3 separate regions of the Mus musculus genome follow, and regions 1 and 2 are each linked to region 3. The links are chromatin loops, found by intact Hi-C in ENCODE. Cell type or tissue: left cerebral cortex. All regions are shown on one strand. Each heading gives the region's core, and the rest is flanking DNA. Links, peaks and the distances in the headings are about the cores only.

What was found. Peaks named below come from ENCODE experiments on the same cell type or tissue, not always from the same donor. Only the 100,000 strongest peaks of a DNase experiment are listed, where the experiment ranks them.
Region 1: a loop joins it to region 3, with 2.4 times the contacts of the local background. A loop is called at or near these places in 2 of 42 quality-filtered maps.
Region 2: it touches region 3 in a loop (2.6-fold over the local background); 4 of 42 quality-filtered maps call a loop at or near these places.

What each region holds. Positions count from the first base shown.
Region 1 is chr12:5,223,788-5,231,800 of GRCm38, forward strand. The region is part of intron 2 of Klhl29 (kelch-like 29); the gene reads right to left. Among named protein-coding and RNA genes, the nearest start is that of Gm51980, 55 kb to the right of the region's middle. In left cerebral cortex, for the core only: no CTCF peak of the experiment used is centred there; no DNase peak of the experiment used is centred there; H3K27ac peaks cover 549 bases.
Region 2 is chr12:5,271,295-5,279,307 of GRCm38, forward strand. The region is part of intron 2 of Klhl29 (kelch-like 29); the gene reads right to left. Among named protein-coding and RNA genes, the nearest start is that of Gm51980, 7.2 kb to the right of the region's middle. In left cerebral cortex, for the core only: CTCF peaks have their summits at 3,597 and 4,207; DNase peaks (open chromatin) are centred at 2,264, 2,516, 3,427, 4,471 and 1 more place; H3K27ac peaks cover 2,626 bases.
Region 3 is chr12:5,139,385-5,147,397 of GRCm38, forward strand. It overlaps Klhl29 (kelch-like 29), which reads right to left. Exons shown (of 14, transcript NM_001164493.1): 4 at 1,183-1,324. Among named protein-coding and RNA genes, the nearest start is that of Gm51980, 140 kb to the right of the region's middle. In left cerebral cortex, for the core only: CTCF peaks have their summits at 1,893 (motif pointing left) and 3,610 (motif pointing right); DNase peaks (open chromatin) are centred at 1,843, 2,808 and 3,602; H3K27ac peaks cover 786 bases.

The DNA.
Region 1 (8,013 bases), core at 1,348-6,347, 84 kb after region 3:
TTGGCTTGGCCTGGCTCCATCTGCATACACAGCAGTCCATTTACAGCCAGTAGCCATAGTGTATGGAGCAGGGCTAGTCCAGGTGTCTAGTGAGTTCAACAAAGGTGCTTCAGACGTTGGGCTTTGGATAGGAGGGTGTCCACTAGCCAGGAACCATCAGGATGACCTAGGAGTTGGTAGTGCCCCTTTCCCAAAGAAGATGCTGGGCCTGATGCCCTGCCCAGACACATAGGAAGTGGCTCTATTTACTGGGGCAGCGTATTCTGGTCTACTCACTCAGATATACGATGGTCCTCAGGGTATACTGCCATAGGAAGGGGAAATCTCAGGATGATATCAGCAGGGAGCACCCCCCTCTTTTTGTTGCTGTCCTTCCCCACATTCCTGACCTTTGCTGGTGTCCATCTCCTGACCTGGTGCTTCTCTCTGCTGTGTGCTTCATACCAGAGCAAGATGGCAAAGGTAGACCAGGCAGGGAGCGTCTACAGGACAGTGCTTGCACACATACCAGTCAAGAGCTGTCTTTGTTACAGCATGAGGGACAGTACCAGTTACACTTTATGGAGGGGCAAACTAAGGCTCTGAGATTAGATGGCTGGTCCCCGGCGGCCATGAAGGAGCAAGTGTTGGTCCCAGGAAGAAAGCTCAGTTTCACACTGAAGCTCTTTCTCTTGGGGGTCGTCGTCATTGTGTCTTGCAGACCTGCACCCCTCTGACTAACATGCTCATTATAGATCAAGCTCAGGGCTAATAGCTGTGGGTGATCTTGCAACTACAATCACGTTTTTTCATTGACCTCTACCTTGGCTACCCTCACCTGAGCCTCTCACCTGGATTTCTGCCAGTCATCTAACCAGTCTCCCTCCTTCCTGTCCATGCATCTTCCACAACACAGCCAAGTGCAAGTCAGACTATCTCATGCTTCCCAGTCCTGCAGTGGTTTCCAAATCACCACGGAGTCAAACCCTTAAAGCTTCAAAAGTCTGTGGTGCACTTTCTCTTCTTGACCGTTTGCTCCCTCACCAACTCTCCTCTAGCAGACCAGCCTCCTACAGGCTTTCCAGCACAGGACCCTTCTTGCCTTAAGACTCCACACAACTTACTAATCCTCTGCTGGTCATTTCCTTCAGGTCCCTTTCTCAGATCAGCGAGGCCTTTTCTGGCCATTCTACTTACTTTGTTTCTTTTATAAGATCAAATCTCAATATCACATAGCTCAGGATGGCCTTGAACTGTATAGCTGAGACCATCCTTGAATCTTGGTCCTCCTGCCTCTGGGATGACAGGCATGTGCCACTGTATTTGATTTGACCAAAGTCACTCAGCTAGAAAGTGACAGACAGGACCTGCACCAAGGCAATGGAACTCTTGAGTTCTCTCACTACAATCCCTACCTCTCATCTACTCACTGTGTGTCAGGGCTCAGCCAGTCCCTAGTTCCTTGGAGGGATCACTAAAAACAATGAATGAATGCTATAATATCTACCATCATGGCCCCCCACCCGTCTTCTCTTCTGACAGGAGGAGACAGCTGGCTAGACTTGCTGCTCTCTCTCCTCGCTCTCATCCCAGTCATCAGGCTGACCACCTCTGATGAGAGCAGCCACAGTCAGGAGCGTGAAAGGAACAGATTCTCCCTCGTGTCTCACAGTGGCTCTTTTTGATCTTGGTCATAGAGCAGAGTCAATTCAAGTTGGATAGAACATGTCCTTTTGAGCTGGGTCTAAGGCTCACACAGGTACATTCAGGATCCCACTCAACCTTTGCTGTGCTGTGTCCCCTTGAGCCCTGGAAAGTCTGAGCCCCAGAATCTGGGTGTAACACCACTAGCACTCCATCCACCCTGTCACTAATGCACGGGTACCAAGAACACTGTGAGCATCCTTTTCTCCCCTGGGGCACACATATCCATTGTGCAGTTCTTTCTAGGGTAATGACTTAGGCAGACACTTATTAAAACACACTACACCCACCAAGTCACTCTGAAGCCCTAGCCATTCCCCAAACCAATGAAGCAGTCTGTAGGTGCTGTCTGATTTTTAATCATCTTGGTCTCTCCTTATCTGGAAGGTCTAATGAAATGTTACACTGTGAGGAACATGGAAATAAGGAACTTCAGAGGTGAGGGACGTGTATTTAATTTCTTGCTTTGGTCTGTTATTTGCATATACCTCAAGAGAATAACCAGTAGGGGAGAGACAAGAAAAATAACAAAATCTGCCCGTCTACTTGGGGGCCAGGCATCCAATTTGAAGAATGACTGCATTTTACATTTCCCCCTTGCAAGCAGCAGATATGTACACCGAGTGCACGCACCCCCCCCCCCAATAACCATGCATCCACACACACACTGTATTGCTGTCACCATCTCTGTGATAGAGGCCACCGGAGCTCTGTGTTCCTGGCCTCTTCCATCTTGGGGGCTGCAGCTGGTTTACACGTGCTAGCCCAAGTTTGGCTTTGTCTAGGGTTATGCTCATGTGTGCAGGTGAATTGGGTCCCCACGCTTGGCTGGTTAGAGGCAAGGGCATTGTCCTTTCTCTCTCTCCCTGCTCATTGCAGAGAAGAATGACAGGGACAAACCACAGCAGGAGCCTTGGTCTCTGTTGGACTCCTGGTGCACCACTTCTCATCAGCACCCCCTAAACTGTGACCTGGGAAAAAAATAAGTTCCCATTGAAAGGAAGTCATTGCAGCTCTGGGTTAGTGCTCTAGTGGCCACCTGTACCGCCTCAGACAAGCATCATTTTTTTATCAGGTGACAAAACCACAGATCCAGAGTTGGAAGTCACTTAGCCAAGGTCACAAAAACCCCAAACTCACTTAAATAAATGCTATGTTCACTACACTTGGTTCCACCTGAAGCGTCCCAGATACAAGGTTTATAAAGCTGTTTTTAGTCCATTTTCCAAGTTCAATTCCTTCGGGCTGAGCAGCTAGTAGGTGGGTCAGGCGGGAACTGAAGGTGCAGCCAGGAATGTCCCTGCAAGACCTGTCCTTTCTCTGACTCCACTCTGGGGAGTAAAGCAGGAGGGACAGAGGCTGGATGCTGGCTCCCTGGGGACAGGCTCCTTCCAAATGCTGACAAGCCCCAAGGACAGCACGTGCTCTGCAGCAAAGGTCAAGACCAGAAAGCAGGAGGCTCAGCAGTTCCTCAAATAGCCTAACCCTGAGAAGGCCACCCCAAGTAGCATATACCCCACAGACACTGATCAAGAGCTTAGCCTGGAGAAGCAGTGAGTCTGAGGAGGGACAGCCACCGCCATCAGAGCAGGTGACAGCCCAGGGGCTAATCCCTGCACAGACTGTGCCCTCTCATCTGAAGAAGCTGCCCTGGGCACCCAATCTTCCAGTCGGGCGGGTCTAATGAGTCTGAAATAAGTCCTCTAAATGCCTAGCTCATTTTTGTTCCTTAATAAACACATGCACAGCGAAAGACGCAATTAAAGCGAGGATGGAGAGAGGGACTAACCAGGGAAGAAAACGCGACTGCCAAATTCTGAGAGGCTATTTTAGACAAGAGATTACAGGAATGGAAATTAAAACAAAACAAAAGGAAACACCACCACCCCAGGTGCCTGCCTGAGCCCTTCAGGTGCCTGGATGCTGTCTCCCAAGGCCACTGGTGGGAAGACAATGCCACAACAACAGGCGGTCCACAGCCCACCCCTCCCAGGAGTGCTAATTACCTCCCAGGATTAATTTTGCAGCTTGCTAGACAGTTCCAGCAGCTAGCCACTGCCAGAAACAAGGGCTTCTGGAAGAAAGACACACCTACTGTTTCCCAGGATCTGGACCTGGGGCCAGAATCTGCAAATCCTCTTGCACATGGAGGCTCCCGCTTCGTGGCTTCCTCTGGGAGCACCAATTATGTGGTTTCTTAGGCTACAACTCCTTTCCCCACCTTTCTTTCTGAAGAACATGTTTTTAATTGCTAGGGACTTGACTCAGAATGGTAAGTGTGCATTTGAGAACAGGAGTCCTGGGAGAGTGGCTGCCTCAGACACCCAGAATCCCAGAATCCCGCTCCTCTGTTGGCTAGCTCCTACTGTCCAGCTAAAACAAAGAGATGCACAGAGCTTTGGCTAGACTTCCAGTCCTTTACAGCCAGGCCTGGCTGGATCTTCAGCTCTGGGGGGTGGTGGGGCAGTGAGGGGCAGCAGAGCTAGGCCAGGTAAGGGCTGCTCTATCTGGCAGGGTTGGACCATTCTTTTGGGCAGTGGTTTTCAATCTGTGGGTTGAGACCCTTTTGGGGGTCGCATATCAGATAACCTGCATACCAACTACTTACATTACAACTTACAACAGTAGCAAAATTACCAGTTATGAAATATAAATGAAGTAATTTTATGATGGGGGGCTTCAGCACATGAGGAACTATATTAAAGGCTGGCAGCGTTAGGAAGGTTGAGGACCATTGTGTTAGGGAAACTCTGGGCCACAAGATTAGTGTCTTCTGCTAGGCACTAGGTACTAGGCCCCTGAAGCCTTGTCTTTTTTTGCCTTCCCTACAGGAAGGTAGGCAGATAACTGCCCAGTCTTCTATGCAGTGATTCACTGCTGTATTCACCTACCTATAACCATCTATCCATCACTCCACCATCTACCCCTCCCATCCATGTTATCTGTCCATTCATTTACGCATCAGCTCACTTACCTGGCCACCTATCTGTCTACCCTCCCACTCACTCACTCCCTGCCCATCAGCTCATTTCTCACCCATTAGCACAGCAGACACGGGCCATCTGGTTAGATACTTCATCAGACATTCAGATTATCATCAGATGATGAAGGCAAGAAAGATCCCAACAGACTCACTGGTGGATTTCGTGTTATTTGATTATCCCTTCTCCCTTCACTGGACACCCCCATGTGGAGTCTGTTGGATATAGTTTGGCTTTTCTTGTTCACCATCAGAGAAAAGCTGTGGTCAGGTCAGGTCAGGCTCATTAATGCATTTTTATCTTCTGGACGTCATCAGTGATTTGAGGTCCAGTCCTCAAATGGATCCAAATCTCTGAATCTGATGTATACACTTAGAAAATGTTCTTCCTTCAAAATCAGGAATGCTGAAGACTGAAGACTAGGCTACTTCTCAGCTATCTCTCCTCATCTAGCTGGGAGGGAGCGACACGCAGGGCAGAGAGTGAAGCCGGCCTGGAGGAGAAGCAGATGAGAGACCAGCAGTTGTTTTACAGTCAGATGAACTGCTGGATCGAGCCGTGCAGAAGCTTCTGCTGGAATTTTCAGTGACGAAAGCCAACGCGTCTCCTTTTTTGCTTCAGTTAGTGTGAGCTGCCTTTCCATCTATGTGCTGTGCCACAAAGCATTCAATGTTCTAATATATCCTCAGAGACATAGCAAGTCCTGTGCTGCTGGAGATGAGGTCTGGGATATAAGGATGCAACTTTGTGACTCTGGGAGGCTCCAGAGAAAAGCACAGGGACAGGGACAGAGAGATGCTGAAGGTGAAAGAAAAATGGACCACCACTTTTATGCCCAGTGTAACTTCTGTGATAATAAGGTACCCAGTAACGAGCGAAATCCAATTGGTGGCCACATATAGTTGTTGAGCACTTAAAAACTGACCCAAAAGGTTGAGGGAGAAGCTCAATGGTGGAGCCCTGCATGCTATCCCAGTATCACAGAAAAAAACAAAACAAAACAATCAGAAAATTGACTTGTGTGACTGAGGAATTGGATTTTAAAATGGATTCATTTTTAAGTAAGTTAAACAGAACACCTGGCTAGTGGCTATATTGGCTTGCCTAAGTACAGAGAAGATGCGGGAGGAGCCGGCACCTCTCAGGAGCTGGGGCAGGTTTGTGGGAGCTTCTCTGGAGGATAGAAAGCTGGAAACTGGAGGACATTTGACTGTCGATGAAAATGAGCCAGAGGCAAATCAAGCAGGCATTACGTTGTGGAGAGGACTAGGAGGGACAGACAATGAGAAGTTACTGAGAGGTCAGCTGAGTTCACTCTTAGGTCCATGGCTGGTGACCTATCCATAGAAATCAGGGATGCGAAAAGGTCTGCAGGTTTGAGAAAGAAGTGTGCATGGTGTTCGTCTACGGTGTGTATGTGTGTGCGCGTGTGTGTGTGCATGTGTGTGTCTGTGTACTCTGCACTCTCACATGGACTGAGTGGGAGGACACCAAGAGAGCCATCAGAAGCTCAGAGATACACATGTTATGGAATCATTAGGGGTTCTGTTTTGGTCACACTAAAGAAAGAAAAAGTACAGTGCAGGCCAGCACCACGGAGCATCCTGATATGAAAGGGGCTGGTGAGGACGGGGCACGTGTGAAGATTCAGGAGATGGAACAAGGAAGGGACAGCCCAATCAAGGATAGTGACAGCTTTCTCATGTGCTGACATGTTTTTGAGATCTCTGAAATGTATTCCTTTCAGTCTTGGATCTTGAGGACGATGAAGCATTTGATTTGTCAAAAGGACAGCTTCTTCTATGTGCTTCCTGATACATGGAAGAGAATTGAATGTAACAAAGAAACCTGGGGCTGATGGAGTTTGTGTCCTTATGCTAATCAACCTCAGTGGCTGTGTGTTCTTTCTGGTATGCATATGGGGTTTTCAGCTTTTCAACTGTTTTACCTCTGGCTGGCTTTGCCATTGTGTGAATGAGGTCTGTCCTAGTCATGTTGGAATTTAATTGCTGTGTTCTGGGAAGTTGGGATTTTGGAAGGGTGATTAACTCCTTAGGAAGAGCAGCACCTTTCCTGTGGGATTGGATTCGCTATCATGAGAGCAGTTGTAAAGTGAGTCTGACCCTTGTTTTCTCTGTCTTCTGCACAGACCCACTGGTCTTTCTGCTCTTCTGCCATATTTTGACATGACATGTGGTTCTCATTGGAAGCCAAGATGCCGGCATCATGTTCTTGGACTCCCCAGACTTCAGAGCCATGAGATCATGCGCTAAAGTAACCTTCTTTTCTTTATAGAGCATCCAGCCTGTGGTATTTGGTTACAGCAAGAAGAGATGCAGTAGGACAAGCTTCAACAAGCTTCTCGCTGAGGTTATCTTTTCCAGCTGCCTCCTCTTGCCCTTGCCAGGGTCAGAAGTTGGCAAAATTTGCTTCGGATCTATAATCCAGATCATCAATCTTATAGTCAATTGGTCTTTTTCTTTTAAGAACAACTGAATTAAATCCTGAGAGATGACTGATGAAGGAAAAAAGAAGTGCACACACACCATGATTCCTACTTGCCTGGATACTCTTAGAGATACCATCTGCCCTTGTTCAATCCAGACTCCTACGCTTTGAGAGAAAACTCAAGACTGTTAGACTTGGTGGAATAGTCAGAGCCCCTGGCACTTCAACTGTAGATGAGTTCTTACTGTGAAAGAGATCAGCGGTACAGACGGCCATCAATGCGAAGGGCAGACTTTGGACTTGAGTCCAGATGGCTGACACAGCAACACATTCTGCATCACATCCCCTGCCACAAACAAAGATCCTCCCTCGTGTTCACCTCCACAAAGCCACAAGCAAAAGCCTTCAGGGAATGACTGGAACACACAATTTAGGCATGGATCCTGCTTCGTACACATCATAGAGGGAGCATGGGGCCTGGGCAGAAGGAACCGGCAAAGGGAAGGAAAGGGAGGGGAGGGGAGGGGAAGGGAGGGGAGGGGAGGGGAAGGGAGGGGAAGGGGTCCTTGTTGAGGGGTTTAGGTTAAGTAGTTTTGAGCATATCAACACAGCAGAGAGGGGCATCTGGGTTATCATAGAGAACTGGGAAGTCCAGCCTTGCATGAAAGTGTGCCCTGCCTCTTGATGTCATGCATCTTTGTTTTCTCAATGTGTGGTTCTAATTTCCACAGCAACTCCTTTGCTTGAGAGCTGGTTAGAAATAGTGTCCACTGGTGGTGTGCACTTGGAAGTATTCTTTCCCATTTCTGGCTCCTGTCTTTTCCAGTGTTAGTTGGGACCCAGCACAATCAGCCCAAGACCCACCCATGTCCTCCCCTTTGATGCCGTATCTCCAGGCATC
Region 2 (8,013 bases), core at 1,348-6,347, 130 kb after region 3:
TGGGTTCTGGGGATTAGATCACGACAGCCCCTCATGCTTGCAGAGTAAGATCTTTACCCACTGAACCATTTTCTGAGCCCAGAAAAGGAGTTGGATTTCTCAGACTGGATAATTTTGATTACCCCAGAGCCCAGGGCATATCACCAGACCTTCCAGCTACAACTGTCTGACAACCGTGGAGGAAGAAAATCACCACCAAGACTGGAAGTCCCACTTTACACCAGAAGAGACAGGCCCGTGAGTGGGATCCTTGCTAAAATGACTCCAGTTTGCAAATTCTTCATGAGTGGTGGTCATGGGCCCTATAAATCCCCCCAGTCACCCCAAGAAAGGGAACAGTGGGAGGGAGCAACATCAATATCACAGCCTAGCTAGCTGCAAGAGATCCTGCCACCCCGTGTTTGAGCAAATGCCAAGCAGGCAGCAACCAAATGGTAAGTTGGTAGTCAAGTACAACTTCATTCAGCACACACACCACAAAATACACAGATATTAAATCCTTGCAAACTGCTTTCCTTGGGCAGCCACAGTAGAGGAAACTTCATGCAGCAGGAGAGAAGAGTTTTTGAGAAAACCTGGCATGACCTCCTCTAAGCCTGATGCGACGGCTGGATGGCAGGGACCTGTGCATACTTGGTCCATTCAGTATGATTTTTCAGGGAATTTCTCTGAGGGCTCTGTGTGCTGTGTCACTTTAAACAGTAGAAAACGACAATCAGAAAGATTTTATGTCTATAGTCTTCATCCTCACTAAGGTCCTGCCTTGTGTCTTCCAGGGTAATTGTGCCTAATACAGTAGTCACAAGCCAATGTCCCTGTTGTGAACCACAGCCAGAGCTTTTGGTAGCATTTAGCAGCAAGGTATAGAACAGCTCAATAACCGCTGAAGGTTCTGGGCTGTGGAGGGAAATGTTCCAGAATGTTCCTGATTTGTTTTTCTAGATTTGCCTAAAGCATGTAGAAATCGAGGTGTTGGCTATAGAGGGTCAAGGTCTCTTTTCAGTTTTCTCCCCAACTTCATAGCCATTTGGGCTTCTCTCTGCTCTACAGGCCTTAGATAAAGATAGAGGTAGACAGAGACAGACAAACAGATCTCTCTCTCTCTCTCTCTCTCTCTCTCTCTCTCTCTCTCTCTCACACACACACACACACACACACACACACAGAGAGAGAGAAACTTCAAAGCCCAGTGACACACTTCCTCCAACAATGCCACATCTACTTGAACAAGGCAACTCCTGCTAATAGTGATCCTTTCTAATAGTGCCACTCCCCGATGACGAAGCATTCAAATGGATGACCTATGGGGCCCTTCCTTACTCTGTACTGGAATTCTCAATGACGATTTTTACATCCAGAACAACAACAAGCCCATTCCACTTCATAGTTGAGACTGAGAATTCATAAGATCGGTCATACGTACATTTACTTGACTACAACCATCTCACTATGCACAAGTATATCAAAAGGTTTTGTATACTTTAAATTTGGGGAGAAATCTTCAGATACTAGTCTGCAATCTTGAGTTGTCGTCCCATTCCCCCCCCCCCCCCCCCGCTTTAGGGTCCAATTTGTCCCCAGTACTATTCAGCCAGAGTTCTATAATTGAGAATCTTTACAGTAGTCTAAGCTCTCACCTTTTACCACTCTGCATACCAGCTCAGGTGGGCCTCACATCTGGACACATGTCAGCCTTGGCCTAGCCACTCTTTTGGGATAGCTTATATTTTTTCCCCTTTCTCATGGGGCTTCAAGGTTTAAATCTGTAGGACCCAGTGGCAGACACTCTGGGTTACAGTGACCTTCCCAGACACCCCAGACTCTGCGCCAGCCCCTCTTCTACGTGTGTGCAGTAACTGTAATTCCTTGCAGAGTAAGTTCCCTCCATATTCTGTAAACTGGGTCCACAGGCTAACCCTGTCTGGGGAGGTACCTCCTATAAGTCTGTACACCCAAGTGCTTTCAGGTCTACTCAAGCCCATGTGCACGGCCCAAGGGACAGGCAACTACTCTGTCCTAAGAAACCCTGGATCCCTGATCTGGCCCTGCAGGGGAGCTTTTGCACCAAGTATGGGAAGGAGGAACAGTAGACCAAAGGACAGTGTGCTGGAGAGGCAAAACATGATCAGACTGCCAGACAGAAAAAGGAGTGACTCTCCTTCATCCTGTGTCCAAGTGATCACAGCTGCCAAGAAAGAAATCAACTCAGCCAAGATTCCAGGCCTGACGGGATCCAGGGTTTCCTACCAGGAGAAACAGCACGGGGGAGGAGCGACTATGACTAGGCACTAAGTTGTTAGAAAGGGCCTACAGGTTATTTTTCCCCCTCTACCATATGAGACACTTGTGATTCTGGTATGGTTACAGAATAAATATAAATGTGACTCCCTGTTCCCAGTTTATAGGGCTGACTTCATGTGTTTCCAACAGGGGTATGGTATTTCTGACAGTCAACAATTTTCCTTGAAGCTGGAGTGTTGGGAGGGCCTAAGTCCCATCTGCCTCGCTCTCTGATTGGTTTGTCAGGCTTGGTGGGTATTAGAGACACACTTCTAAGAATATAACAGTGCATGGAGTGGGTGCAGGAACATCAGCCCACTTGCCTGTGTTCAAATAGCCATCTCTACCCAGAAGTGCCAGGGAAACTAGGCAAGAAGGAAAGATACTAGGGAAAGAAAGACACAGCACTGAGAGCTCTCTAGCCTTGTTCTGGACTCCCTATTATAGCAAAGTCCCTCCTTCAGTTTTCAAGGCACTCCAAAGCCCAAATCTTAATGGACGTTGGGAGGTGGATTTGTTGCCATATTTTGGGAAGGGGGTGGTGCACGGGTAGAGGGCTGGGGACTTTCTTTGTACCTATTTCCAAATTCAAGAGGACTTGCAAAGAACAGAGGAGGGAAACTGGTAATTTCAGCAATCCAGTGATGTTCTGGGTCTTAAATTCAGAGGTAGGACGGGATCATGTCTGTGCATATCATTGTTATTTTAGAAAAATGCATCTAAATGTTACACATGTTATTTCAAATACATCTTGTCTTGCAAAAATTGTCTGTGGTATGCAGGGGAGCAAAAATCCCAATGTTAAGATTGTTCTTACTTAGCTATACAGCTATACAGCTTAGCATATATTGACACCCTCTTGGCAATGAGTGTGCCCCTCCTATGCCCCAAGGCCTAGCAGGCACCGTGAAGGCATCCAGGTGGACAGAGCACTCACCCGAGTCCACACCATAGGTGACTGGCTGCAGTCAGGCACAGGAAACAGGCAGCGGCTCCAGGATTTGGTTTATAAGTAAGAACAAGCTTTGGGGGAAGAACAGCTGGTGTTGAGTCTGGTGCTAGGATTAGTCTGCAACGCTAATCACAAGAAGTGGAAAAAATTAGGAGGTCCTGCCTGCCAAGGAGGTTTTCAAACACATGCGAGTGAGGCAGGCATGGTGGGATTAGATTCTCTCAGCGCCAATGAAGTAGGTGTCCGCGAGTCACAGCCTGCTTCTGAGCTGCATACCCCAGAGCTCTGGTTACCATACAGTAGAAAAAAGGGCTACCACCTGGCTGAGGGTGTGAGGCCAGCAGAGGGGGTGTGCAGCGTGAGCTAGATTTCCAGCGCCTTTCTCTGATGCCCTGGGGGAAGCTGAAACCAATGGAGAACAGGAGAAAGAAAAGTCCACAGACACAGGAGAAGAGGCTGCTACCTAGGGCAGAGGATGGAGAGCGCTGGACAGCTTTACATGAGACGCCATTCAGGATGCTCACTAAAGCAAAGTGGGAAAATGCAGTAGACGGCAGAAGGCAAAGCCAGACTTCAGCAGCAGCACTGTCACTGCTGGACCAGTGAGTGACAGCAGTGGCCAGGACTCTGCTCAGTAAGAGCAAAGCAAAGCGTGGCTGGGGATTCCTATGATCTCCTGTGACCACCCTTAAAGGACAACTTCCAGTTTCCTTTAAAAATGAGTTTCCAACAGTGGCCCAGTAGCCTAGTGGACTGTGACAAGTCACGAGCATCTGAGGTTAGGGACTGTGGGGAAAGAGGCCAGAACCCCAGGGGATGAAACAGACACTCTGTCTTTCCTAGATGGGCCAACAGGAGACAGACACAAAAGACTCCCCGCTGTCAAAATCAAAGTGGTGACATGTCTTCAGATACTAGTATGTAGATGGAGCCGAGGGCATCTAGAGTGATAAGCCCTTCTCCAGCTCCTGAGTGACCACTAGGTGCTACTCACTGTATTACCGCATGACCAGGATACCACCAGGGTCACTCTATCACTAGGCTACAGTGAGGGGTCATCCACACCACTGTCAAGCCTTAAGGAAGAATAAGCCCTGTTCTCTAGAGAGAGAGCGCAGTAGTTCCCCCCCCCCCCCACTCCCTGCAAGATCTCTTCAGTCCTGTCTCTTGGAAAAGTGCCCAAAGGGTATTCATGAGAAGTCATGTGCTTCTCAGCAGCTTGAGTTGGTGTGCTTAGATTTGAAAGGGATGCTTGGCTGGGATGGGCCTGCTGCCACACAGCTTCTCCTTAGGGTCACAAGAAGGCGTTCTCTCGGAGGAACAGCTGGAACAGATGTTCCTAACACCCTTTCCCGCGTAGCCCAGCTCCCCCAAACCCTCATTTTGGTGTTGCTATTTGCTTCTACAAAATGTGGAGCTTTTCAAAAAGACGTTCAATTTCCTTTGTTGCTATTCAGTTGCCATAGTCAATTAAAATCTATCAATGCCCCTGAATAAATTTGTGCTAGGTGAAGAAAGAGGCTCGGCATAATCTCTCGACATGATCTCTATTACCTTATGTTACTTTAATAGCTAGAGTAATAGTTTGTTATTAATGGAATTAAGCAATTTAGCTCAAGCTTCCCAGAGGTCTTTTAAGACAACTATTATAATTTGTATTCTCAGATTTTCCATTGAGTAGACGCCATGTGTTTTACATTACTTGCTAATGTTTCGAGAGATAGCAGTAGTATATTTAATATCTGGCTTTGTTTAATGATTCTAACTCTCCTTCAATGTAGGTAAGTGCTGCTGGAATTCTGAGCAGTTGAAAAGTCTACATTGTACAAAAAATTATCTTGAATATTATTCAGTCCAATTTTAATTTGTACCTCCACTTTGCCATCTATCTGTCCTTAAGATTTGATCCAAAACTCTGTGTGTGTGTACTTCTTTCTCAGTTTTCTCAACAGAAAACAATCTCCAGTCCTTAGCAAGAAGGCCGGAAGACAAAGCACTTGCTTCTAGTGCCACACAGACACATACATGTGCACACACACACACACCCGCTTGTATCCACCGCTCACGCTAATTTAGCATATTTGAATAGAGTCGTATTTAAGCAAGGATTTCAAAAATGTTTTTTGATGGTTGCAAAACCTGTTTTTAGAAGAAATAAATGTATTCACTGCATTATGAACAGCTTGAGAAAACAAGATCTTACAATGTACACCATCTCTGTATTTAAATAGTTTCATTTCTATTCATGAGCTCCTTGATTAGATACATGGAAAATATCATCAGTAAAATATGAATAATTCTGACAAATTAATAGCCGATTTTTTAAAAATGAAAATATGTGTAAGCCCCTCATTCTCATTAGATGAAGCTGCCATCGGGGTATATGAAAATTGTGGTCTGCCAAGCCATGCTACACCAGGAGGCAGAGAGAGCAAAACCCCTGGCCTGGGGCCTCCTGGGAGCTTTGCTGGCAGTAAAGAGGTAGTGCTGCTAGTGGGACCAGGCTGGGACAAACTCAGCTCCACACTTGTGCAGCACTTCCTGCCATTATGGGGGGCGGGGGAGGCAGGACAAGATGACTGAGCTATGAGATGCGGAAGCAGAAAGGAACCTTGGAGAGCGGCTTGTCGAATGGCCCATTATGCCTTGGACTCTTTCCACCACGGTGGAGGAAAGAGAGGTGGAAGGAACTTGCTCTTCAAGGTTACACAATAACCCGAAAGAGGCGGGGCTTGCATGCCAGTTTGTGTGCTCAGAATCTAAGGCTATTTCTACAGACTGCAAAAGTCCCATCAGGTGTAGAAGTGCCTGCATCTTGCCAGTAGCTGTGATGACCCAACAGGATAGGCATGTTGACAAAAAGACCGGTGCCTTTGAGGAGAGGAAGAGGGCTGCAGCCCGGAAACTTCTCAGTGCCGAAAAAGGAACACTCATTTCAAATCAAAGACTGCTGTGCACTTGGCTTTAGCTCCCACTTTGTGAACTTGAACATGTCAGCTAATATTTTTCAACTCCTTTTGAGTCATCTGTGAGAATGGCCCAACTTGACCGAGTTAACACAAGACACTCAAAAGGTTATTCCCAACATTCAGAGAGCAGAGACAGGTGGATCTCTGAGTTTAAGGGTAGCCTGCTCTACACAGTGAGTTCTAGGCCAGACAGAACTACTCAGTGAAACCCTGCCATAAACAAACAAAACAAAACAAAACAAAACAAAACAACAAAACAAAACACAGCACACCAGTGAAGGTGATACAGAGTTCTTTGGGCTTCACCACAGAGAACTCATTCACACCAGTTCTCATTAAAGGACGTAGTACAGTACAAAGTCATGGAAAGACCATAGAGAGTTTGGCAGAAGGGTTTGCTCCTCCTGCTCAACACACCTCTTCCTTTGGGACATCAGTTGCCCTGCCAGTCAGCCTTTGAGTTGCAAATGCACTATTCCCAAAACTCTGGGCTATCTCTTAGAGTCTTGTATAAGCATTTCCACAGAGAGCTTCAGCAGACCTCTCTGTTCCTCTTAGCTCCCTGTTCCCATTCCAGAAATCCCATTGCTACAGCTCATTTCTTAAACCCAGGACTATCTTGTGCTGCCAGGAACTGAGGGGAATCCTTTAACTCAGATATCAGGCCCAGTCCGCTGAGACCATTAGGACGCCAACAGCTGGTACTGGGTGGCTGCAGCTGCTTTGGCGTGGGGTGGGGTGGGGTGGGCAAGGCTGGTGGCCCTAGTTGTATGTAATGGAGGAGGCTATGAAAAGTTTCTTTTCTCTTCTATACCTAGAAGTGTGGCCAGTGGAGCAAAGGGAGGGAACGGCCTATCCAATGAGGGTGGCAGAAGCAAAGTTCTGAGCAGAGAAAACAGTAAATGACAGACATGGTGTTGAGGAGAACCCGATCCTCTGGTGTGTTCTCAGCACACGAGAAACAAGTGTATTTGCCTTGTCTTACAGGCAATAAGGGAATCTAATCGCATGGCGGGGCCAGTGAGTGGGATGAGCAGGTAGAGGCTGGGGATCTCAGTGGTTACTTGGGCTAGAATTGGCAAGGGCCTGTGGAGAAAGTCAAGAGCAGCAGGGAGTGGAGAGGAAGGAGCTATAAGGCACAGGTAGGAGTTGGATAGCCAAGAGACTGCGAGTGGCACAGAGATGCAGGGAGGGGAAGCTGGACTATGCCTCGGTGATCCAGGTCTGAGGAGGTGATGCTGCCCTTCCTAGGAGGGGGCTTTGGGACAGAGGTGAGTCCAGGCAAGTCTACGGCACCGAAAGGGCACTTTGGTGTGTGTGTGTGGGGGGGGGGGTGGACATGCGGGGCAGGCACTTAGGGACGGGTTTGGGAGTTGCCAGTTTATAGGTGTGGGACAGGAGATCAATAGTACTTGAAGGCTGGAAGAGAGTGATAAGAAATCCAGACCTGCAGGGATAAAAGAGGCCACCTGAGCCTAAGAGGATTAGGGACTGATGGCTTGCACTGGAGAAGCCTCACACCTGTACAAGCTACCACTCTGAGACTCTGGGGTTTGAAAACTTAGTGCACTGAAATCCCCAGCCCAGTCACTCACCAAGGCTCTTCGGGACCCCTGTACTTCTTTCTTGGGGGGCTTTTTTCCAAGTAGGAGACAAATGGCTAGAGAAACTTGTTCTGGGTCACCATGCAGCACCAAAGTCCCTATTGTTAGGGTACTGTGACAGTGTGATTTGGTGAGCTGGGGCCAAGGTATGCCATTATGATCACACCACACAACAGATCTCATGCAAGAGTTTTATTACGGGGAGTGG
Region 3 (8,013 bases), core at 1,414-6,413:
TGCGTAATGAGGGAGGGAGCCTGCAAGGCAAGAAACATTGGCAAAGTATTGCTGGCTAGATTCTAGAATAGGCTGCTGAGAGGGGACATGTTCAAGCTAAACAGAGGAAGTGAGATCACCACGAGCCAGTCTGGCCGGATGTCTCAAGGCCAAGGCCTGCCACCCCAAACTCAGTGCTCCCCAGGACTGGCTAGGAAGCCTAGAAACATGCATCAAAATGCCAGAAGCTGGCTGACAAAGCCCCAGATAGCTTCAAGATGCTATGCCATGAAGATGATTCATATTTTGATGAGATGGATGCCTGAAAGAGGCTGGAGACCTACAGAGAGGGTCTAAGTCACTCACTGCAAGCTCTGATCACTGTTTTTAGTCAATGGCTTGGTAGCTACCAGGATGGGCTACAGAGGACAATTTGGGGGCAAACTGGGAACAGAGCACAGAAAAAGGAAAAGAAAAGAACCCAAAACAAAACACAGCACCTGAAATTACAGTGCCCCCCCCCTGAAATTACAGTGCCCCCCCCCTGAAATTACAGTGCCCCCCCCCCCGGTTTGGTAGAGATTGGAGATATTTGTCTTGTGTCCCCAAACCCAGGTGCCTGAGCCCAATTATGAAGAGGTGGCCTTGTGACACCCTTGAGTCTTACTGTTGGGTCAAGATATGATATGTCTGTGGGTTGAAGAGCTATGAGTGAGGGCTGTAATGACCAATGTGGAGGTGCTGAAGGAAGAATACTGGTCAGGCAGTACGTAGGCTGTTAGCACCGAGTTGTGCTCTGCACTCTAGAGGGATGTGGAACAATTGTCTGGAAAGTGAAGGGACAGGAACTCATGGATCTTAGGACTGATGGGCTTGTGCAGAAGATGTGGAGCTGCGGGTGTCTCCAGGTATGTGTACCAAAGGGGGATTAGGGGGCTCCAGGAGCCGTGAAAGGTCAGAGCTGCCAGAGGAGGACCAAGATGCTGCAGAAGAAATTCCAGTCCTGGGGCTAGAGCATCCTGGTGCTCATGCAACTATGCTCAAGCCAATAACATCTCCCCGGAAGTGTGGCTTGAGAAACTTGGTGTCCCACACATCCTAAGCCCAGCGTCTGGGCTTCTGCAGACTCATGGGTCAGGGCCTCTAGAGAAGAACAGAGCACCCAGCTAGTCAGTGTGTCTCTGTCAGCTGATGAACACTCACCTGGATTGTCGCTCTCCCTCATCTGTTTGGAGGGCGGCTCATCAGTGTCCCAGGGCGTGGACTGATTGACAGGCGTCTGCCCCCATCGGATGCTGGTCGTGAGTCCTTGAGACTGATTGTCAGCTTTGGAGATGCCGGGAGCCTGTGGGGAAGCAGAAGAGAATGGTAAGCATGGGCTGTTCTAGGACCGTGTCTGGAACATGTTCCCTCAGCAGTATCCTTGAAACGTGAGCTTTATCTACTGGGCTCATGAGGGGAGAGAGAGAGAGAGAGAGAGAGAGAGAGAGAGAGAGAGAGAGAGAGAGAGAGAGCACAAGAGTGCCTGTATCCAGCCCCACTAACCCTGGGACCCTTGCCTCTTTTCCCAGAGGGATCATGGGATATCAGGACAGAGTATCTGCAGGTTTGCATCTGATGAGCCCCTGGCCTCCAGGAACTCTAAGCCAGTGCCTTACCATGTATCTCTATAGCAGCCTATCCCAGGGGACTAGTGTAACTGATAGAGCACTCTATACTCTGGTTGGAGGGACACCTCGGCCCTCAGACTGTCAGTCACCCACGATAACCCAAATGCTACCCACGTATCCAGGGCATGTGCTGAGAGCACTGACTGTACCTGCTTATTCTCAGACTACCAGGACTTGTGGCTTTGACAGAGAATTCCTAATGAGGTAGCAAATGTTCTGCAGAATACCACCATCAGGTGGCAAGCGAGGGCCACTGCATGATCATCCCCAGTTTCCCACACTGTTTGTTTACACATGCTCTTGGGATCCAGGTGTCCCATGGAGAAAGGGAGGGAGTTATGGGAGTTGGCTGGACAGGTCAGGCTACAGCCCCAGGTAGGAAGGACCCAGGGCACCTCAGAGAGTGCTGTTGTGAGCTCACTTTCTGAGATGAACAAGAGACAGGCCCTCAGAATGAAAGCAAACCTCAGGTGACACTGGCCTCCCCCAGACACAGTTCCTGAGAGGACATTGGTTACTAAGAAGTATACTGTCTAGAAATTTATAATGAGAAGGCACAGTGTTCCCACTGTGATTTGATGAGGAAAACCAGACCACAAGATTAGACCCGTGTGATCTCCCTATGAACTGTCCTGGTGCTGACCAATGAGAGATGGACGACCCAAATGTTGGCGAGACATTATCCTTGGATGAGAGGATTATGGGTGTCTTCTTCTCTACACTCGTATGCATTTCTCAAAATGAATGGTTCTGGGGACTGAACTCAGGGTACTGTACCAGTTTTACAGGTGTTCTACCACTGACCCCACCCCCAGATTTTTTTTTAAAAGGGTTTGTATTCCGGCCTGCCCTTGAACCCACGGCCTTCCTATCTCTCACTACCAAGTGCTTGGATTGCAGTTGTGTATCACTACATCTAAAGACTAAATTTCCTTCAATGGCCGTTATTTATAAATAGTTTTAAAATCCTAAACATACTGTAGAGGCTGGGATAAGAAAACTGGGATACAAAGGGGGCGAGGATCTCTGTGGCGTTGGCTTTGAGATGAGTCATAACAGCTCCTAAACACCCAGTCAGGCCTGTGGCAGCATGAGAACTGGGATGAGGGGCAGACGTTCTCCAGGGACTCTCAGAAGCATCTTCAGATGAAAGTCACATTTCTTATAGCATGTTCTGGTGAGTGCCTGACTCAGTGATGAAGCTGGAGGCAGAGCTCCCTGTGCGGCCCTTGTGCAGGGTGAGTCCCCTGGGTAACGTGGTCAGGAGGCTGGGCAGGGCTTCTGGAGTTTTGCTGGATCACACTTTGGTACACGGTGCCTTGTAGCAGGGCCTGCTGAGAGAGCAGGAGCCAGGCAGCATTGAGACCCGGGCGGAACTGAGCTAATTGCATTAGGCTGCACTTTACCTCTGGCCTGTACTTCAAATGCTCCGCTTCTGTGAACAGAACATGAGCAGAGGAAGAGTCTCCCAAGCACTCACATTCTTTCTGCTCTGTGTTAGCAACATCTTAAGCTGATCAGACAAGCATCCTGACCAGAGGCCCTTCTCTTGCTTGTGGCATGGATGAGGAGGTGGGGGTGGGGAGTAGTATACAAAAGGGGAATATAGCCATATTGGGAGAGAGCCATAATCGTGATGACGCATAGGAAATATTGGGGAGGCCTTCTCAGAGTTCTCTTAAGAGTCAACTTTTAACACATGCTCCGTCTGGAGGCAGAAACCATCTAGCAAGCTGCAGTCCTTCCTCTATTCCCAGGTTCCAGGATCCTGGTGGGTTTTGAGACACAGAAATTGTTCTTGAAATCTGAGGCACCTGAGCGGGAAGGAGGCTATGCTTTGCCTATTCAAGAGCCTTGTCTAGAGGGCACATTTGGATGCTGGGACCCCGCCCCCATTCTCCAGCCTCCTAGCTAGCAAGCCTGTTGGCTGACAATGTGGAAACCTTTTCTGTCAGGAGGGGGCGCTGCAGCTCCTCTCTGCTGCCCATAACCCAGAGGTTTCCCAGATAGCAAACAGCTTGGTTTAAGATTTCTGAGTCCTCTCCCTGCACTGCTGGATCTCAGTTTTCTTGAGTTTGGGTCATCAGGTTCTGTGCTATAAAACTGGGAGTTCTAATGTTGGCCCCCAAATTAGAGGGGTTTCTGAACTTGAAAAATAGCACACTTCTCCCCACAAATAAGCTTATGCACCGGCTTATTCATGTCTTGGCAAATAACTATTGGGCTGGGGTCTTGTTTTATGAACCGGCCAGGGCAGTGGTGAGGTGGGTGATGGTAATCAGACCCAGGCCTTGCTCTCAGATGGACCAGCGGGTAAATGCCTCTGAACAATGCAACCCCCCCTGTACCCCAAACAGAAGCAGGGTACTCTGGGTCTGCATAGGCTGATCCAGAGCCATGGGAGGGTGGTGTTGGTGGTGGTGGTGGTGATGGTGGTGGGGGTGGTGATGGTGATGGGGGTAGATGACTACCCAGCTGCCAGCCTCCTGTTTGTCTCTGTGTCTATTATGAAATACAAGTGTTTCTTAGAGTAAAGAAAGCCGCTCTGAAGTTCATTCCCCGCCCCTTTAGGAATGATAAATAAAACCACTCACATTCTTTCTGCTCTGCGCTAGCAACATCTTAAGCTGCAAGCAATTTGCAGTTCAGAAATTTTATTTTATTAAAGCAGTCAAGTGAATATTCCTTTCTTGATTCTGTCAACAAACAACTTAGATGCAGGAGTGCCCTTTGCTGAGAGGCCCAGGGCTTCCAGGTGAGCCATATATGGACTGACCAGTAGTATGTGAGGCAGGGAGACTGACCACAGGGGCCTCTCTTCCTGTCAAGGGTTCTAGACCCCCACCCCCCGAATAAGCACATGCAGATGCAGACTCCAAAGGTCTGGGACCCTGTATGGATCTGTGATTCTAGCTCTGAATTTCCCTATCATAGTCTTGAATTCTCACACATCTGGAATCCCAAGGAGCAATCCAGGCTTTTCTTGAGCTCAAATGAGGGCTTGCCTTAGAGAAGGAGAGCAGGACTGAGGTGGGGGAGGGGGTGGAAGAGGGGGTGGGGGTGGGGTTGGGTAGAGGGTGGGCTGCCAGTACAAGAAAGACCAGCTTCCCTGAAGAAATGGGCTGGGCAGGGCCTCCTTCACTTCCCATTTTCTTCCGCTGTCACTCTCTGGGACATCTGGGAAGCCACCTTTCCCTGGCCCTGGCTTCTGTTCCGGTAAAGTGATGGTATTCATCAGGAGAGGCCAGCCATTATAGCTCTCCCTTGCTGGCTCTGCAGGCTGGCCCTATCTGCCCATCACTGGGCTTGAGCTGGTTTTCCCCCAGCTTCCCTTTAATGAGATGCTAATGGGATGCATCATTAACACAGCAGCTTTTTAAACCTCGGCTCTTGTAAATTTTCAAAGGTCACATTTTTACGGTGGCTGACAGCATCCTGCTTCTTTCAGAGACTGAAGAACACTAAAGACCTGGGTCCTTTATGGCTGAAACTCTGTGAGGTGGCTGCACAGGCTGAAAGCACCTGCTGGCATTGGGCTGCCCTCCCAGAGCCCCCAGCAGCTTCCCAGAGCAGGAGGGTTACCCTCTTCCAGCCTGGGGAGACCAGGTACAGAGTTTCACAGGATCCACAGTGTTGCTCTCAGAATACAAAGATCCCTGGAAGAGGGGTCGAGGGAGATGGCACCAGCTGGGAGGCAGAGGTACTTGAACTCCCATGGAAGGCCTTCTGCTTCCTCTGGACATTCACACGTCTACTGCAGCCAGACAGCCTGTTTTCTGCTGGTCAGTCCAACCAGAAAGAGGACTTATCTCTACTTTGCACAAAAACATCACAAATATTTGAGGCGACCAAGTGGTCAGGAAGGTTTGAGCGATGATGGGAATTCAGAGTCCCATCTCAACTCTCCATCACCACAGTGCTCTGCACACTGCCAGGAGGTCCTGTTGACCCGGTCCTGCCAGGCAGACTCCATGAAGACCTGGCCCAACAGGTGCTATGCCTGGCATAGCTCTCCGCAGGACGAGAGCAGTGACATCACTTCTCATTTAAGGAATGAATGACTCTGCAGCGCGTGCTTCAGGAGGAAGCGTGACACACACAGGCCATGGGGCAGAGGCATGGATAATCTGCTTCTCCTTGCTGGGGACCACTGGCTGACTCCATAGCCCTGGAGGCTACTGGAGGCTGCTCAGAGGCTTGGCTAACCTAATCCACTTACAATAACCAGAAAGTGTTGATCCCCCTCCACCTCTCCTTGAGTGCCTAGGTATGGTGGAGGTGCAGGAAGTTGAGGCTGACTCTTGCTAAGGACATAAATATATCCTGGCAAGTTCCAAATACATACCATCCACTCTTCCCAAAGGTATCAAAAGAGCCAGGAAGTCCTAGAAAGCTTCCAGAATAGATGAGCTGGCAGTGGGTCACAACAGCTCAGCAGGATTGAGTATTTACTCTCAAGAGACCCTTGTCAACTGGCACATTTCTACCCTTGACACAGGACAGGCCTAGTTCATCCCCTCACATGCCCCATTTCTCAGGTCATGTGGCTGATGATGGCACCTACATCTTACAGACCTGTTGCCAGGCTAGAACCTACAGGTCTAGATGCCTTGTCACTGGGTGGAACACACAGCTAGCGTGGCTGCATCTCCTGAGTGTCACTGAGATGGGTACACCCCATGCCACCACTCGTCCCCTCAGGTATAAGAATCCCCTTCCTGGAAGAGTGCCTGGAATCTGACCCCCAATTCCACAGTTTGCTTTTGTTCTTACTCTGGTCCATAAGCACTACTGGGGGCCCAGGTTCAGCTGTGGTCAAGGTCTGGCCCTGGAGAGAGTTACAAACAGTGCCATGGGGTACCCCAACTTGGTTCAGGGGCTTGCATGACATAGCTTGAAGAGATACTTTGGGGAGCAGAGTCACATGACACCTTATTCCTACTTTTGTTAATGGCAGCACCCATGCCACAGCTAAGAAAAGGCACAACAGCCAGGGAGGCTTGTAATCCCAGCACTCAGGAGTCTGAGGTAAGAGGACTGTTGTGAGTTCAGGTTATATAAACAATTGCATGTCAGGTAGAGCCACATAGCAGGACTTGTCTCAAGAACAAAAGAACGCAACACAAAACAAAGCAAAGCAAACCCAAATCCACCCAACAACCAACAAACAACAAAAGTGTTAAGGATGGAGCGCAGTTGGAAGAGCCCTTGCCTGGTATGTAGGTAGCCATCAAGTCTGATTCCCAGTACTATATAAAACTGAGTGTGGATATCCACTTCTGCAATCCCAGACCTCAGAAAATGTAGGCAGGAGAATCAGAAGGTCAGCATCGCTTGGCTGGTGAAATGGCTCAGGGGGTAAAAGTGCTTGTCACCAAACTTGATGACCTGGGTTTGATCCTGGGACCCACAAGGTAGGGAGAGAGAACTGATTCTTGCAAGGTGTCTTTTGTTTTGTTTTGAAGGCAGGGTTTCTCTGTGTTGCCCTGGCTGTCCTAGCTTTGTAGTCCAGGCTGGCCTTGAACTCAGGCATCTACCTGCCTCTGCCAGAAGTAATGGAGGTACACAGGGAAAACGGTAGCTGTGCAGGCCAAGGGGCCTCTTAGCCTTCAACATGTCAATGCACTACATAATTCAAATTGAAAAAAGAAAACATAGGCTTAGAACTGCTGGTAGATCATGGGTGTGTGCCATTACACTCACTCTGAGCCTGTGTGAGTGTGTGTGAGTGTCGTATGTGCACACGTATGCAGAGTCAGAGGTTGATGTTGGGTGTCTTCCTCAATCACTTTCCATCTCATTTTTGAGACAGCATCTCTCATTGTTTCACCCACCTGGCTGGTCAGCAGATCAGCCAGCCCCAGGGACCCCTCAGTATCCGAGTCTTCACTGCTGGGATTGCAGGAGTGAGATGTTCTACCCTCCCTGCTTTTAATTTCCTTAAACTGAACTCAGATCTTCAAACTTGACCAGCAAGCACTTGACTGACTGAGCTATCTCCCCTCCCTCTAGCTCTTTGTTTTAGAACCACTCACAGCTTCTGCCCTTTAGGCCAGACATGGAATCAATGAGTACTACCTGGTGACTGGCATAAACATAGATACCGAAGAATGGTCTCAACCAGTCTTTCTGCGTCCCTACACACAATTTGTGAGATATTAGAAAATACTATTAAGCTACTAACAACAAATAAACAAACAAACTAGATATAGAGAAAGAAAAGAAAAAGAAAAAAAATCCGAGATATACACTTTACTGTGTATATTGTAAACTACAAGAGACTGAAAGTCACTTGTGTGTTGCTCTTGGCAAACACATCCCGTGTTGTCAGCATCCTCCAGCATTTCACAGAGGATTTGGGGCA